Linked DNA regions of Homo sapiens: region 1 is linked to region 2. A link is an interaction called in ENCODE POLR2A ChIA-PET data of the cell type or tissue named here. Cell type or tissue: PC-9. All regions are shown on one strand. Links, peaks and the distances in the headings refer to the core of each region. The heading gives the core; the rest is flanking DNA. Region 1 has its middle 110 kb from the start of MIR1252. Region 2 overlaps PAWR (pro-apoptotic WT1 regulator).

Evidence for each region. Peaks named below come from ENCODE experiments on the same cell type or tissue, not always from the same donor. Only the 100,000 strongest peaks of a DNase experiment are listed, where the experiment ranks them.
Region 1: POLR2A ChIA-PET joins it to region 2 with 10 read pairs; 14 of 35 experiments call an interaction of 5 or more read pairs at or near these places.

What each region holds. Positions count from the first base shown.
Region 1 is chr12:79,530,022-79,538,364 of GRCh38, forward strand. No RefSeq gene overlaps it. Among named protein-coding and RNA genes, the nearest start is that of MIR1252, 110 kb to the left of the region's middle. RefSeq lists an enhancer at 2,818-3,318. In PC-9, for the core only: no CTCF peak of the experiment used is centred there; a DNase peak (open chromatin) is centred at 3,070.
Region 2 is chr12:79,678,041-79,686,383 of GRCh38, forward strand. All of the region lies in intron 2 of PAWR (pro-apoptotic WT1 regulator), which reads right to left. Among named protein-coding and RNA genes, the nearest start is that of PPP1R12A-AS2, 7.8 kb to the right of the region's middle. In PC-9, for the core only: no CTCF peak of the experiment used is centred there; a DNase peak (open chromatin) is centred at 7,271; H3K4me3 peaks cover 1,737 bases; H3K27ac peaks cover 1,770 bases.

The DNA.
Region 1 (8,343 bases), core at 62-8,061, 150 kb before region 2:
CCCACCATCACGCCCAGCTAATTTTTTGTATTTTTAGTAGAGACGGGGTTTCACCATCTTGGCCAGGCTGATCTTGAACTCCTGACCTCATGATCCATGTGCCTCGGCCTCCCAAAGTGCTGGGATTACAGGTGTGAGCCACCGCGCCTGGCCTCTTCTGAGAGATCTTCCTTAACCAATTTAGTCAATCTGTAATGCATCACTTTATCTTATCTTCTCATGGCTGCACTTTTATCATTTGTCTCCTCCCACTAAAGTGGAAGCTATGTACAGACAAGGAGTCATCTGTGTTGTTCTTTTCTCTGTCCTCATGAACACAACAGTTCCTAGCACAAAGTATGCATTAGTAAATATTTGCCAACTAACCTAGTACCACCATAAAAGGATATTCTTCTCCAAATAACAAAGCTTCGTGTTCAGAATTAGCACACCTGGAAGCTCCATTTTGAAAAACAAACAGCTTATCTCTTTGAAAGGAATATTTCAGACCACTGTGTGATACGATTTGCATCCCTAAGCAAAGAAATGACTTGTCATGGGCAGACACTATAAGTAGTTCATTTTTCATTCTCACTGGATTAAGATGTAAAAGTCTGATTTCAACATCCTGAGACCTTCAAACTAAACTTGATGAATTATTTCCCTTCTCTGGTCAATGGATAAACAGAAACTTCTTGTCAATTCTCACTATAATTTACTGAATCTTAATCTTTGGAAATCTGTTTGCTCCATCTTAGTGCAGTTACAGCTCCACTGTGTGGAAAAACAAGGGAGACAGGCAATAGAATATAGGTATGTTACCTAAGTGACCAGTGAGAAAATTTGGGAAAGTGTGTATAAGAGATTATAATCTGTAAAAACATATGCACAAAATATCAGAATGATAAAGAGTATTTTATTCTTATCTAGATTGGATATGGTATTTCTAAAAATTAATTATGAATCAGGGGCCAATAAATATTTGATTATTTACATGCTGTCTTTCCCATCTTCCCGCCTCTTATTTCCATAGCACGCTTGAAGCTGTTCAGCAATTTTCGCTTTTAACTATTGCATCTCTGTCAGTAAACACTCTGACATGTATAAAAATCACAAATACAAAACACAAAATTCATTCTAGTCAGATCCAGAAATGAGACAATTTAAAGCAAATAATTCCCTATGTGTAGATACATAGAGATGCAGCTATGGAAACTAGCAGAGGCAGCACTCTCTTTTCTGAAAAGAAATGTTTTCCATTGACTTGCATCCCTTGACCTTTGCCTAGGAAAAAAGATCCTTCATAAAACTGTCAATCATTACGAGTGACACTAAATCAAGACCTAATCAATGTCCAACTGGCTCAGTTTCCAGGAGATCAGGTGCAGAGATAAGTTAATAATCTCTTCCCAAAAGGCTCAGAAATATTTTTAACATTTCTTAGGATTTCATACATTGCAATTTTGGGTCTTCAAGGCACCAAAGCATAGTCTGATTTCTAGTAACACAGCAACACTCAAACAAAGAGCTACGCAGCTTCTACTGGTTTACCGCTGAAGACTTTAAAACCATTTCAGACCCAGTTTCAACAAATGACTGATGGAAATAGTAGAATTCTTTCCTTCCCTAGCTTCAGTGGGTAGAATGAGCTCCACTATGTACTACTGGGTCTTTCATTGGACTAACCCATTAGAAGGCTTCAGCTGTTGGTGAAATTAGAAACTAGGCAAAGTTTATCTTTGGTGACTCAAGCAAGATAAACCCTCATCTCCACTCTCCCCCATGCTCCTGTTGCTCAAGTTCTTTTCCTATCAAAACATCCTCTGTGCAAGAAATCAGAACTCCCTAGCATTAAAATAAATGTTCGCTAGAAGCTTCAAGGATGACCTTTCTCAAGGAGCTAAGGAAACGAACAGGAATCAGAGCTCTGAATTATAGTATGTTTTCCAGAAAAAGAGAACAGGTAGGGAGATGATAGGGGAGTTTTACCTGAACCTGTAAAATGGTACCACACAGCAGCTGTCTGCTTTGTCTACACTGTGGTTGTCAATTCAGTTAAAAACTTCAAAACCAGACTCTTCTCTCAAGTCGTTCATAATTCAGACAAGTAAACAATTAATTTTCATTTATGAAATAATTGCAAGGATATTTAAAGGACAGAATTAGTACAAAAAAAGGTTAAGTTTTACAGAGGAGGCAATAATTGAGCTTGGTTTCCAAGAATGAATAAGAATTTGTCAGTGGTTGTGGTTAAAGGACATTTTAAGCAATGGGATCAAAATGAGCAAGCTAAGGTGAACTGAAAAGCATTATATTAGTAGCATGGACTCTAATTCACCTCTCTTCCCCCTCCAGAAGATTCTGACCTTAAGTATTACGAACTCTGCTTACAACTATCAGTGTTCAGTTTTAGGACATAAATATGTATTGAGAATATTATTGATGGATATTCACTGTGTGGAATACAATGATGAGTAAGGTACAGCCCAACCTCAAAGCAGTTTACAATATAATGGGTTTAGACAGAAATGTATGCAAATAACATAAGATCAGTCAAAATGAAATTCATCAAATCCCCCAATCGGACCATAGTTCCCCGTATGGCTGACAGCAGCTGCTTAGACCAGACTTTTTTTTTTTTTTTTTTTGAGATGGAGTCTGGCTCTGTTGCCCAGGCTGGAGTGCAGTGGCACGATCTCGGCTCACTGCCAGCTCCGCCTCCCGGGTTCACACCATTCTCCTGCCTCAGGCTCCCGAGTAGCTGGGACTACAGGCAACCACCACCATGCCCAGCTAATTTTCTGTATTTTTAGTAGAGACGGCGTTTCACCTTATTAGCCAGGATGGTCTCGATCTCCTGACCTCGTGATCCGCCCGCCTCGGCCTCCCAAAGTGCTGGGATTACAGGCGTGAGCCACCGCGCCCGACCATAGACCAGCCTTTACTCAGCTAACAGTATGCAGGCCTGTTAGAGTAAGGAGAGCTCTGCTCCAAGTGTTGACAAATATCCCTCCCCCTGTGGCTAAATCAGCCTGCCCGGTCATCCGTGACGAAAGTTTGAGCTCACCAGGAAGCCTTGACTCCTTTGGCCAGATATCCAGCTGATTGTTTTGGACAATTATGAATTGGGTAAATATTTTCTTAAGGCTGAAATGTTAACAGTTTGGGTAAATGCTCTCCAAAGCTTCAGGTAGGGAGTCAACCACACTTTTCCTTTAGAAAGTCTCATCCTCTCACTTTTAACCTTTTAAAGCAGTATGGGCAAGATTGGAATTCACTGCTGCTTTTCTTTTTTCCTTTTTTATTTTCTTGAGTGCAGAAGCATGGAGGACCCGTGTTAAGAGGTCCTTCTCTCTCAAGAAAACATCTGAAGTCCAAACACCTGCCTTGAGATTCCCACTTACGGAATGATATGAGCCTCTCATGTAAAATGAATGCAGTAACAAAAGATGAAAGCAATCTTAGTAAACACTGAGATTTCATTATATGAAAAAAATGTGAATGGGGTATTCTGTAGTTTAGAATCACAGGAGCATAGACTCAAAAAGACCTCAGAGGCCATTTCATCTGATTTCTCATTTTATGATTTAGGGAATTCATTTTCATTCATTCACTTATTCAAAACTCAAAATGATTCATCCTAGGCCAGCATTCATCTTACTGACTCTCAAAGTATAATCCCAGCAGCATTAACATCACCTGGGCCTTCCTAAAAGTAAAAATTCTTTTTCATTTTATTTACTCATTTATTTATGAGACAGAGTCTCACTTTTTTGTGCAGTCTGGTTTCAAACTCCTGGCTTCAAGTGATCTTCCCACCTCAGCCTCGCAAAGTGTTGGGATTACAGGCGTAAGCCACTGTGCCCAACCAAAAAAAAAAAAAAATTCTTGAGTCCCATCCCAGATCTACTGCATTGGAAGCTGCGGTAGTAGGGCCCAGCATCTGTATTTTAACAAATCCTCCAATTTATTATAGTGCATGTAGAAGTTTGAGAATTACTTCCCTATACCCTATAAGTGAAATGTATTAGTCAGGGATATATAGTTTAACTGGTTTAAGCAAAAAAGGGAATCTGTGCTCTGTACAACTATTAAGTTCAGGGAATAATACTTTCTCCAGAATATCTGTGAAAAACACCACATTTTTGCAATGACTCCCAATTTCCTTCCCCATCAACTACATACTCCTCTGTTACAGTTGTACATAATCTTGCTCCCAAGTTGCCTAACTTGATTTTCCACTGCTCTTCAACAGGCATCTCAGTTAGACTTTGTAGTCTCCTCTCCATGCCTTGACCATGCCATGTCCATTTCCCTCATTCCCATTTCATCCATGAAGTTCCCCTCGACCGTAACACTTTGCATTCCCTCCACCTATCAAAAATCCTGCCCAGACATTAAGATTTAAGCTTACATTCCACCACTTACATAAAAAATCCTTTGTCTGCTCCAACCCTTTCTTATAACTGTCTTATGAACTCCCACAACATTTAAGTCTCTGACTCACACAATGTAGCTGTTAATTACATTTCTGTCTTAGGGACTGTTTCGTTGTAAAAGAACCCATCTGTGTTAGCTTAAATAAGTGTAGATAGTGGTAAGGATTCGGATGGATTTCCCATAATCCAATTGCAGGATAATGAGCTAAACCTCAACAGGTTTGAAAGTCTTAAGTATTAGATAAGAGCACTTACTCCTCATGTTGCAATATGAATAGACATATACTGGCCTCTCTCCTTAACCCTCAATCAATCTTAATCAATTATCTGACTGGTGAGTTTGAAGGAAGAAACTACACATGCTTTGTGCAGCCCTTTCCTTTCTTCTCCTTGGGAATCTTCTGAATGGGGCGTTCAAGGGCAGGTCCCCACAGCAGGGAAAAACCAGGATGGGACGGTGGGCAGCACTGCAGTTTTCCAAGTCTGCCTTTGATTAGGTAGATAAGTTTATTTCTGCAGTGAAGTTGGTAAGCCCCTTGATACTGCAAGATTAAAGTTGTCCTCCTGGTTGGGTGTGGTGGCTCATGCCTGTAATCCCAGCACTTTGTGAGGCCAAGGCAGGCGGATCACAAGGTCAAGAGATAGACCATGCTGGCCAACATGGTGAAACCTCATCTCTCCTAAAAATACAAAAATTAGCTGGCCGTGGTGGCATGTGCCTGTAGGCCCAGCTACTCAGGAAGCTGAGGCAGGAGAATCGCTTGAACCCGCAAGGCAGAGGTTACAGTGAACTGAGATTGGGCCACTGCACTCCAGCCTGGTGACAGAGCGAGACTCCATCTCAAAAAAAAAAAAAAAAAGTTGTCCTCCAAATGGCTTAGGTGACACTTTTATTTCCATGTGCCTGACTTAATTATCTGTCCCTCAATTGGTTTGGAACTCAGGAGATGAAAAAGGGGGTGTTATCAATGGTCACACTAAAATTTAGATAATAGGCACTGATCTTTTCTCTATCTGAAGCTGCATATTTAGGATTTCTGCTGTAATCCACTCCAATTCATCTCACTCTGAAAACTAACTTCTTTTTAACTGGATCTTCTGGTTCCTCACTAACTTGGGCTTTTATATGGAACTAGTGTTATTATTAGTGACAGAGATTACTAATTTTCACCAAAATTTAATCTCCTCTGCTTCTTTATTAAGAGAACACCCAAATAGGTGGTGAATGGTGGCCCAGAATAAAGAATACATTTCTCATCTAGGTGTGGACATGTGTTAAAATTCTCACCAATGAGATTTAAGTGGAAGAGCTGTGCACACTTCCCAGAAGATATCCTAAAAAGGGAAGGAGTTTGATCTTTTCTTCCAATTTCTTCCATTCTATTGATTGAAATGCAATTCTAATGTCTGGAGCGAGGGCAGCCATTTTGGACCATGACAGAGAAACAGAGGTGTGCTAGATCTGGCTTATATGAGCTTGGGAGAGCAGATGATTAAACATTGAGGAATTCTGCAAGCTGGTTGTTAAACCATTGTAGCTTGAAATTGGCCATGGTGGGAGTATTTCCACCATGAAAATCAGGCAAATGCTACAAATTATGCCATTTTCCCCCCCAGAGGGCCAGTTTACCAGCCTGCGACTGGGTAAAAGCCACATGTTGAAAATGGTAGAGCAATAAGACAGAAGGGGTCTGAGTCCCTGATGATCATGAAATGGCTAGCCAGATGAGCCTTCAGGACTGCCTATATTTACATCAGAGAAAAATAAGTTACCATCTTGCTTAGGCATTGTAATTTTTGCTTTCTGCCCCTCAAAGCCAAATTTAATTGTAACTAAAGCCCATTTGAGGCACTAGGCCCAACTCAACACTATCTAAATACAGTTTTGGGGTCATTAAGGAAACTGAGAAAGAAAATATAACTTGTTCAGCTTAGGTCAGGTATTCACATTCCTGGTGCAATCTGTGGGGCCAGAGATGTGGGTTCCATGGTACACACCTAGCCACCTAAACCTATCCTTTCAGCAGGGGCTATTGATTCACATCTGAAAAAGAAGATATGGGCTGATAGACATCCCAAACTAGTTTACTATGCTACCATTTGCTATATTAGCATATAATAAATGGTAGTACAGCACATCGTTGTCATTGTTGTTTTCTTTTTTTGAGATGGAGTTTCAGTCTATTGCCTAGGCTGGAGTGCAGTGGCATGATCTTAGCTCACTGCAACCTCTGCCTCCTGGGTTCAAGTAATTCTCCTGCCTCAGCCTCCCAAGTAGTTGGGATTACAAGCATCCACCACCACGCCTGGCTAATTTTGTATTTTTAGTAGTGAAGGGGTTTTACCATGTCAGTCAGGCTGCTCTCAAACTCCTGACCTCAGGTGATCCACCCACCTCGGCCTCCCAAAGTGTTGGGGTTACAGGTGTGAGCCACTGCGCCCAGCCCTTATCTAATATCATTCTATGTAGCATCTATTCCTTTTAAGCTTATTTGTCTGAATTATTTTCCAAAAATGTTTTATAAATCATTGTTCATATGCATTTTTCCTTTCATTGGTAGATATAGATTTTCTGTTTTGCCATGAGTGCAGTAGACTGTTTTATACTCTGTCAGCCACTGAGCACTCTACTATGCTGCCCTAAGTATCTTGTTTATTCCAGTATGGTCTCTCTCCATTTATTTTATGTTCTAGCCAACCATTTTGACCAATAATGCCTGACAAAACTGTTCAAATGATGGTGCTGTACCACAGGAGACCTTCAAATACCTGTTTTACTGCAGCTCTAAGTACCTTCAAGGAAACAGAGAATAAAGAGAATAAGAGACTTGTAAAGATCTTTTGACTATACGAAAACCCTCATAAACATGACTGCATCCAAGGAGGATTGACCAAAAATCATGTGAATATGGAGCTATAGGACGACATAGATGGAGGCATATCAGACTTTAGGGGATCTGAAAAGACTGGAAAAACTACTGTCACTGTAGTTTTTCAGTGGAAAGGCATTTCCAGTGGACTTTGCTATCATGACCTTTTATATTGCTGATTCAGTTAGGGCACCCCAATTCAAAGACACAATGCAGCATGTAAATGCATCTACTTAAAGTGTATGTGTGTGTGTGTGTGTGTGTGTGTGTGTGTGTGTGTGTGTGTGTGTGTGTATTTCATATCTGAATTGATATTATATTGCTAATCATATTATAAACTCCTGGTGGACCTGGAGAGAAAAAATAAATAAATAAGACAGGATCCTTAACCTATTACAGAAAAGAGAAAAATAAAGAGAACACTACAAAATGGTGTGAAAAGTGCTATGAGAGAGGTAAGCAACGTGTAGTGTTCATAAAAGTTGACTTTCCAATATTCATTCCACTCCCTGCGGACAGTATAATCCACCAATGAGAATCCTATTCCCTTGACTGGCCATTGGCTTCAAAAGTGAACATATGATTCAGTCTTGGTTAATGAGACACAGAAGGAAGTGGGAAGTTTTCTGAGAAAGTTTTCTCACTCCTAAACTGGAGACATAAAGAAGAGATGCTCCCTCTCTTTCGCTGAACTTTGGAGTGGGCTTACTATAAGGCAGTAGATATTATTTTAGCACATGGAAAAGAAGGCCTGGAAAGAAAAAGGTATCTGAGTAGACAGACTTTAAATGCCATAGGAGGAAGTACCATTCTTCTCATGGCCAGGAGCTAAACCTTTTAAAAAAGGCCTAGACCAATTACTTTGCATGATAACTAATTGCAGAAATCTTATCCCTATTCCTTACTATGTTATAGGGCTAGGACCAAGTGTAAAGCAAAACCACAAGCACAGCACCTTGGCCAGCCCAACTGGCAGTGTTAAGATCAAAAATTCCATTTTTTTTTTCCTAAGAGTGAGATTGAGTATTTGATGGTGAGAAAAACAAAATGATTAG
Region 2 (8,343 bases), core at 204-8,203:
AATCACTTGGTACAACTTTGTTTAGATCCTATCCTCTAGTTTCTTTTTAATGCATATGGAAATTTTGATTTATTCTACTATATGTTATTTTCACAGTATTTTGTGTTGTTTACTACTCTTGAATATCTGCCTCCGAACAAGACAATCCTTTTAATGATTTCAAATTAGGCAGACAAAACTGTTTTCTTTCCAAAACCTGTGAGAGTTGTTGCATAAACAGATATGGACAGAGGAAGGAAGTACCCAGTCAACAATACTGAACAGCAGAATAAAGTCTGAATTCTTTGGCATGGCATTAAAATCCAACACAATTGGTCCATATCAATCCTCTTTAACTGTTCTCCATTCACTCCCCATCATGAATTTTCTGAACATCACCATTTCCTCTGTTAGAACATATCCTGCTTATTTCCAACAATGATAACCAATGTGTGGGCACTGGCACCCAAACAGATCTGGAGTCAAAGCCAAGTTCTGCCAGGATGGCCTTTGGGCAAGTCATAACTTCTTTGAGGCTCAACTTCCTCATCTTGTAAAATGATAAAAATAAAAACCTACCTCATGAGTTAATGTGAAGATTAGATGTAACCCATGGAAAGCCTTCTGTGCAGTTCTGGACATACAGCAGGCATGCAATATAAAGTTATTATTTCTATTACTTCCCAGTTCTGTGCCTTTGCACGTGCTATTTGCTCTACCTGAAATGTTACCCTGTTCCCCTCTTCACTTGGAGAATCTTTCTTACCAACTGAGACCTAAAGCATAATACCACCTCATGTTATGTAAAGCCTTTATTGACTTCCTTAATTAATGGCTCCCTTTAGGGTATTTTTTTTTTTTTTTTGGCGGGGGTGGGAGGCACAGGATGGTGGTTAGAGACAAGGTCTCACTCTGTCACCCAGGCTGAAGTGCAGTGGCATTATCATAGCTAACGGCAGCCTAAAATTCCTGGGCTCAAGCAATCCTCCTGCCTAAGTCTCCCAATCTGCTGAGATAACAGGTGAAAGCCACTGTGCCCGGCCCATGGCCCCCTTTTCTGTGCTAGTTCAGTACTTTGCTCTTTTCTCCATCATAGTTGTTATTATACTAACCTCTAATTATTTATCTCTTTCCCTGAAAGATTAGAAGTTCCTTAAAGACTGGTGAATATTTTCTATCACACAGCACTGAGCCTGGGGCACACAACAGGCATTCATATGTTTCTGAAGAAACATTTACATATAGATTCTTATAAAAGAATCTATAAAAAATGCTGCAGCATATGAGAGGAGTGACAGGGCAAATGCTACAGAGAGGACAAATGGAATGAAAGAAGCTGTCACATTCGGCAATTAAGAGGTCACAAGTTTGGTGACACTGGTACAAAAAAAAGGTCACAGGCAACCTTAGAGAGATGAATTTCAGTACTGTAGTAAGAAATGAACAGTCAGCAGGTGAAAATGTTGCCTTTAAGAAACTGACCAATTATGGAGAAAAAACAGTAAGCTGAAGGTAAAGCAAAATTAAGGGAACATTTCTGCATGACAAGATGAACCAGGAGGTAGAGGCTGAGTATTTAAGTAAGAGGTAATAAAATAAAATCCCTGATACGGCAGTAGTATTAGCCTGGTGGGGCCAGGAGCAGTGGGGGATATGCTAGACTCAGCTAGAGGAAAAAGGTTGAGGTTGAAATGCAACTTAAGTTTTGAGGTAAAAGCTTTCTGGAAAGACTACATTAATGTTTTGTTTTTTGTAATGGGCTAGATGATCTCTAAACACTTTTCCAGCTCAAAACATCCAGTTATGTAATTTTTAATGCCAATGAAATATCTCTGAAATCTATTCTTTCTTTCCTTTTCTACCACTATTGCCCTAGCGATCATTATTAGTATACTCTTATATGAGTACTCCCATTTCTCTGCTTCCTATACCTTTCCTCTATGTCATTACTTGGATTGATCTTCCCAAGCCATTGTTTTCTATGTTTTTACAACGTTTTACATATTTTAGACAGATTGATGGGGATACAGATATCTATGCATGGGTAGACATATACGCACTATAACATTTGTTTAGAAAAACATGGATTTGTCCCAATGCCACTGATATGAACACATGTTAGGGAACAAGTTGAGAATAACACTAATTTTGTGTTTGCTTATGTTCAAATGCAAGAAATGCTCAGCAGGCACAGATAACTGCAACCCAGTCACGTAGAAATATATGCATACACACCTCAAACATCTGCCAGTTACGTCAGTTCACTGCATACGTTATGAGCTACACCCATCCACATCTGGTGTAACACTCTCACTCCAATTTCAGATAACCTTCCTCCTACCATTTTACAGTAATTCACAAGCTGGGATCCTTCTAACACTTTTCAAAAAGTTTAGGTATTTTTCAAAGTAAAGTGTCATATTTGTTGTAGTATTTATGTACTTATTAAGCATTTAACATGTGTGAAACTGCTAGTTTTTATTAGGTTTCTATCTTTTTAAATGCCATTGACAAAGTTTTTGAGTGTTATGCCCCAAACTCCATTTTCACATATGCCCTACAGTTTTTACTGCACAATTTTGCATACCATGATGAGTTTCAGGAACTTATTTCAGCTACAGCATACATACATTTATAATTACTCCAGCTCCAACCACCAACTTCCCAGTGAAATCAAAGGTTATAGAGGTTTAAAAAAAGAAAAAACCTCTGGTCATCCTTCACAATTATCTGAACCTATGAGACTCTTTCAATGGCACAAACACTTTTCCTGAGCAATGTTTCAGGAAACACAATATATGAAAAGAAAAAAATAGACCAGGTGGAGTGGCTCACACCTGTAATCCCAACAACACTTTGAGAGGCCAAGGTGAGAGAAGCATTTGCGTGTAGGAGTTCAAGACCAGCAACATACTGAGACCCCATCTCTACAAACAAATTAAAAAATTAGCCCAATGTGGTGGTGCAAGCCTGCAGTCCCAGCTACTCAGGAGGCTCACGTGGGAGGATCTCTTGAACTCAGGAGGTTGAGTCTGCAGTGAGCCATGATCGTGCCACTGCACTGAGCCTGGGTGACAGAGATCCTGTCTCAGAAAAAAGGAGAAGAAGGGAGGGGAGGGGAGGGGTGGGGAGGGGAGGGGAGGGGAGGAAAGGAAAGGAAAGGGCTATTTATCTAAGACTATTTATGGGCTAATCAAAAAGCCACATAATAAGGCAGATAAGCAGTAAGGTCCTTTCCCAATGAAGTAATGGTTAAGTATTTTAATATCAAACAGCACAAAACACATGCATCCAACTGGACATGGTGGCTCATGCCTGTACTCTCAGCTGCTTGGTAGGCTGAGGCAAGAGGATCACTTGAGCCCAGGAGTTTGAGGCTGAGTCATCACACCATAGTACTGCAGCCTGGGGAACAAGCAAGATCCCTGTCTCTAAAAAACATACAACAAAAGATACATACACATCCACCCCTATTTTTGAAGTTATAGAATAACATCATAAAAATACTCATGATGAGTGGTTAAGTATACACACAAATCAATAGTGTGGTTCCATTTCTCAAGTAGATTCAAAAAAATAAGAATAGAAACACAAATATTAATATGTATAAGATAACAGGTTTTTCTACCTTTCCTTGGATTTATTTCCATGAGAGAACTACAGTGAACACACTGCCTTTTTTTTAACACATTACTTCTACTAGCAGAAAAAAATTAGGATTACATAAATTTGATTTGCATCAACTTTTGCTTACATTATAGGATATGGAGAAGTCTTTCAAGAATTTGAAACCTAAAAGTAACTTCTTTGATTATTTCAGCTAATACAATCGTACTTTTTATTCCTATTCCTCAAGCACCATCTTCTGAATGTTAACTCTGTTCTGAGATTTACATTCTTTTTAAATACTACTAAAAATATTCTGGAAAAAACTCCAAAATAATAGAAAATCAATTGATACTTTATGTAACCTGCAAATTCTAAAATATTAAGTAGTTTGCTTACATGACCATAGATAAGCTTAGTCTGAAAGATGTCTTTTTAAGTTAATTTCATCTGTTTCAGTTCTGTATTTCAAACTGTATATTATTATGTTTATTTATCCTATTCTCTTAGTCCCCCTAGAGTTTTGTTTTGTTTGAGTTTTTCTGAGCCAGGGTCTCACTTTGTCACCCAGGCTGTAGTGCAGTTGAGCAGTCACGGCTCACTGCAGGCTCGACCTCCTGGGCTCAATTGATTCTCCCACCTTAGCTTCTCAAAGTGGTAGCATTAGAGGTGTGAGCTATGGCACCTGGCCCCACAGAATTTATTATGAAGAGCCTGAAAACAAAGTTTCAGCTGCCACAGAATTGTAATCCACAATATAAATTCTCTCCTATCTGTTCACTTCAGCAAAACCTAACAAAATATTAATTTTCAGAATACAACTGCCCTATTTCTTCAACTACTTAAAATAAATGAGACTATCATTGAAAAATACACTGTGACCCACAAAATTTTGCTGGACAAAATCTCCAAAAACTATCACAGAATAAACATTTTACTAGTCAACTGACATGCTAAGATTTGAACTTGCTGGAGCTCTTTTTACCTTTGAAGTGTGTGATTTTGCTGCTTTTAGAATTTAAATATTCCTACAATGTCGTTCAGCCATGGTGCCCTGTGTATTTTTACATAGCCTAAGGAGAATGTAACAGGTGGCTGAGGCTCAATTCTATACATGTAGGTATATGGCTATAACACATTTGCCTAAGATCTAAACAGAAAGTTGACTCAGCAGTTAACCAAATATGTTCAAAATCAATTGCCAGTCAAGGATGCCTATAGGTCTAACATGTAAGATTTGTAATCAATGGGAAAAATGTTTGCACTTGATAGTAGTTTGATAAGATGGCAAACACAATGCTTTAAAAGTTTGAGTTGCTAATTATCAAATACATTTATAAACACAAGTATATGCTTTCACTTAAAGATATGTAAAAATTAAAAATGAGTGAAAGTAAAGTTCTAATTACGCATTAACTATTTGAGGTGTTTCTGTAGTCTAGACTTGTCTAAATTCTGGAAAAGAGGCAAAGCAGACAGAGCATTTTGCACTAAGTATGTGACATTACATAAATGTTTAAAGTACTTTGAATTTCCAAGTAGCTCAACCTGTCTGTTAAAATATGCACAGTTTTAAATTGGAAGAAAAAAATGAAAATGTTTAACAACCTCATAGGAAATTAACCTATACAGTAACTACAATTTCTGATTTGGGCATTTTTATAACATTTTCACAAACATCATTTTATTTAATTCATGTAACAATCCTGTTAGATAACCAGCATTCATTTCATTTGACGGATCAGTAAACTAGTACAGGGTATTTAAGTTAGTTCTTCCCAAACTTTAGTGTGTACCAAAATCACTCAAGTTAAAATGCAGACTCTCAGATAACATCCCTAACCCAGACTGGGGTGGATTCCAGAAATCTGATTTTAAATAAATGGCAAAAGTGATACTGGTAGAGATGGTCCCCCCAGAAACATCTTTTAGGACACTGATTCTAGTACTGTAACTAAAGTGGTAAGCAGTGGAAACTCCTTTTTTTTTTTTTTTTAACTCTGAATCAATGTTCCCAAATGTTTAGATGACAGAGCTTTGCAGATCTCCATGAAAGATATGTAAAAGTTTTATTAAGGTGAAAGTATTACACTCAGTTAAATTGTTAGGTTTTTGCAAAAGTAATCCAACTATTAGGCTGGTGCCATTACTTTCAATGGCAAAAACTGTGATTACTTTTGCACAAACCTAATAAATACCTATTATACTAAACTCCACTGCAAACAAATGGTAGTAGGTGCCCAAGTTTTAAGAAACTTAAAATTGAGGAGATCCTACCATAATTTCATTTTCTCTGTAAAGTGGGAAAGGCTGATATTAAATTATTTTAAGTTAATGGCTTCTCATAATTTGAATACCATATCACTTTACTGAAAGGAAAGCTAAAATTTAGGGACCAGAGGTTCTAAGAACATAATGAAAAATAAAGATGAAAATATAAAAGCACTTAAGAGCACACCGTGTGAATACTAAAAAACCACTGAACTGTACACTTTAAAAGGGTAAATTTTATTGTATGTGAATTATATCTCAATTTTTAAAAAAGGAAAAAAAGCACAGAGAAAATGTCAAACCCTAATATTTGCCAATAATTTTATACTTATAAAACATTATATCAACCTTGCTATTAAATGGCATAATTATTTTCTGGCACACATCATAGGTGCTAAAAAAAAAATGCAGAAATAATAAATAGCATAGATAGGCTTGGTACGGTAGCTCCCACCTGTAATCCAAGCACTTTGGGAGGCTGAGGCGGGTAGATCACTTGAGGCTGGAAGTTTGAGAGCAGCCTGGCCAACATGGCGAAACACCATCTCTACTAAAAATACAAAAATTAGCCAGGCATGGTGGTGCACACCTGCAGTCCCAGCTACTTGGGAGACTGACGCAGGAGAATTGCTTGAACCCGGGAGGTGGAGGCTGCAGTGAGCTGAGATCACACCACATGCCACTGTACTCCAGCCTGGGCAACAGAGCAAGACTCCACCTCAAAAAAAAAAGAAAGAAAGAAAAAAACAAAGAAAATAGTATAAACAGGCCACTAGCTTGATAATGATTTTAAATAAGAATTTTAATGCCAGTGTTTATATATTCATTTGTTCTCAAAATTTTCCATTAAAGTCTCACTTCATCTATGTTCTATAAATAGGGCTATTTTTAAATTCCATAGTCATATACTAACAATTTAACACTAAAATATTCTTTGTATTTCTTAAACTAGGTATACAGTATGTAATACACTGAAGTGTAGTAAGATGGTTTATTACGCACAAGACTGTGAGTGCAAACTATCTCTAATCTACTTCTCACTACATGTATGACCTGAAGCAAGTAACATACCTTCTCTTCCCCATTTTCCCATAGGGCTGTGGTGAGAATTAAATGCACTAATGTATGTCAAGTGCTTAGAACAGTGCCTGGCACTTAATAAGCACACCATAAATGTCATCTACTTTAATTATGTAATTATTATTTTTATGAGAAATGACATCCCAGCTCAGACAACTCAGTACAAATCCTGATAATATTAAAATTTCAATTTACTTTACCAGTGAGCTCAAACATTTAGGAAAGCTGGGCTAATAGCCCAGGTTTTACACTAAACAGTCTCAGTGTTTACACTATATCTACCCCATTCACGAATCAAATTTTCTCCAACTCTGAGTCATTATTAGTTTCTCTCCTGACTCATCACACAGAAAGGTAGACAGTCTGGAGCATAATGGGAATAACAAAAGGCATTTCTTAATCCACCTGGATTTATAAAGTTTACTAAGTGGAACTTGTCCTATATATAATGTTCAATAAACATACTAAATAATTATGACCTAACCTGTGTTCACTTAAAAGTGCTTTCTATATGTTAAATGCTCCTTTATCTTCCCTTTCACCAACACGAGTTCAAACTATGGAGTAGGTGTCATGACCCCATCTTGATAGAAAAACAATATATCACTTAGGTAAAATCAAAGATTCACATTTTCTGACCACTAGCCAAAAATAAATTTACGTTTTGCCGAGAGCCTGGTGTTCAAAATTTTGCCACTCTATAGGTTAGAGGGTCAGAGGCAATCTCTGAGTCCACAAATTTGACCTGAAATTCTATTCAATTCCATACCTTTACTGTTTTCCTCATTCAGATGTTTAAATTACTTAAGATAATCTTTAATAAAAAGTTATGTAAAAATCTAGGGAAATATGCTGAATAATGAAAAGTAGGTTAATTTTTAAAAACTCCCCTTTCCCTAGATATATACATACACACAAAATACACAAAAATGTTTAAAATATTGCTCTATCAGTTACTTTCTATGTGATCTTGAATCATTTAAGCTCTAAGTCTTCATTTTCTCCTCTGGAAATAGTGATAAACAGTGTAACTACCACATGAGATTGCTGTGAACTTCAGTACATAAAGCACTTTAGCCAACCACTAAAGCTAAACCACTTTAGCCAACCACTATTTTAAAACAGAAGTTTTAAATACTGTATATGTTAACTTTTATACTTAAACCAAAACTTCAGTGCCACCTCTACCTATTCAAAGATTACATTTTCTATGGCACCCATCTCCATTAACCCATTCACACAACCCTACTCAATGGCAGTAACTTCACAAACCCCCTGGAAACAAGTATGTAACTGTCTAGGAAGCTTTCTTCAACTATCACTCCTCCTCCCTGGGTTAGGTACCCTGCTCAGGCACTAAGCTATACTTACTACTCTACTTTTCACATTTCCTTATATTACCTGAGA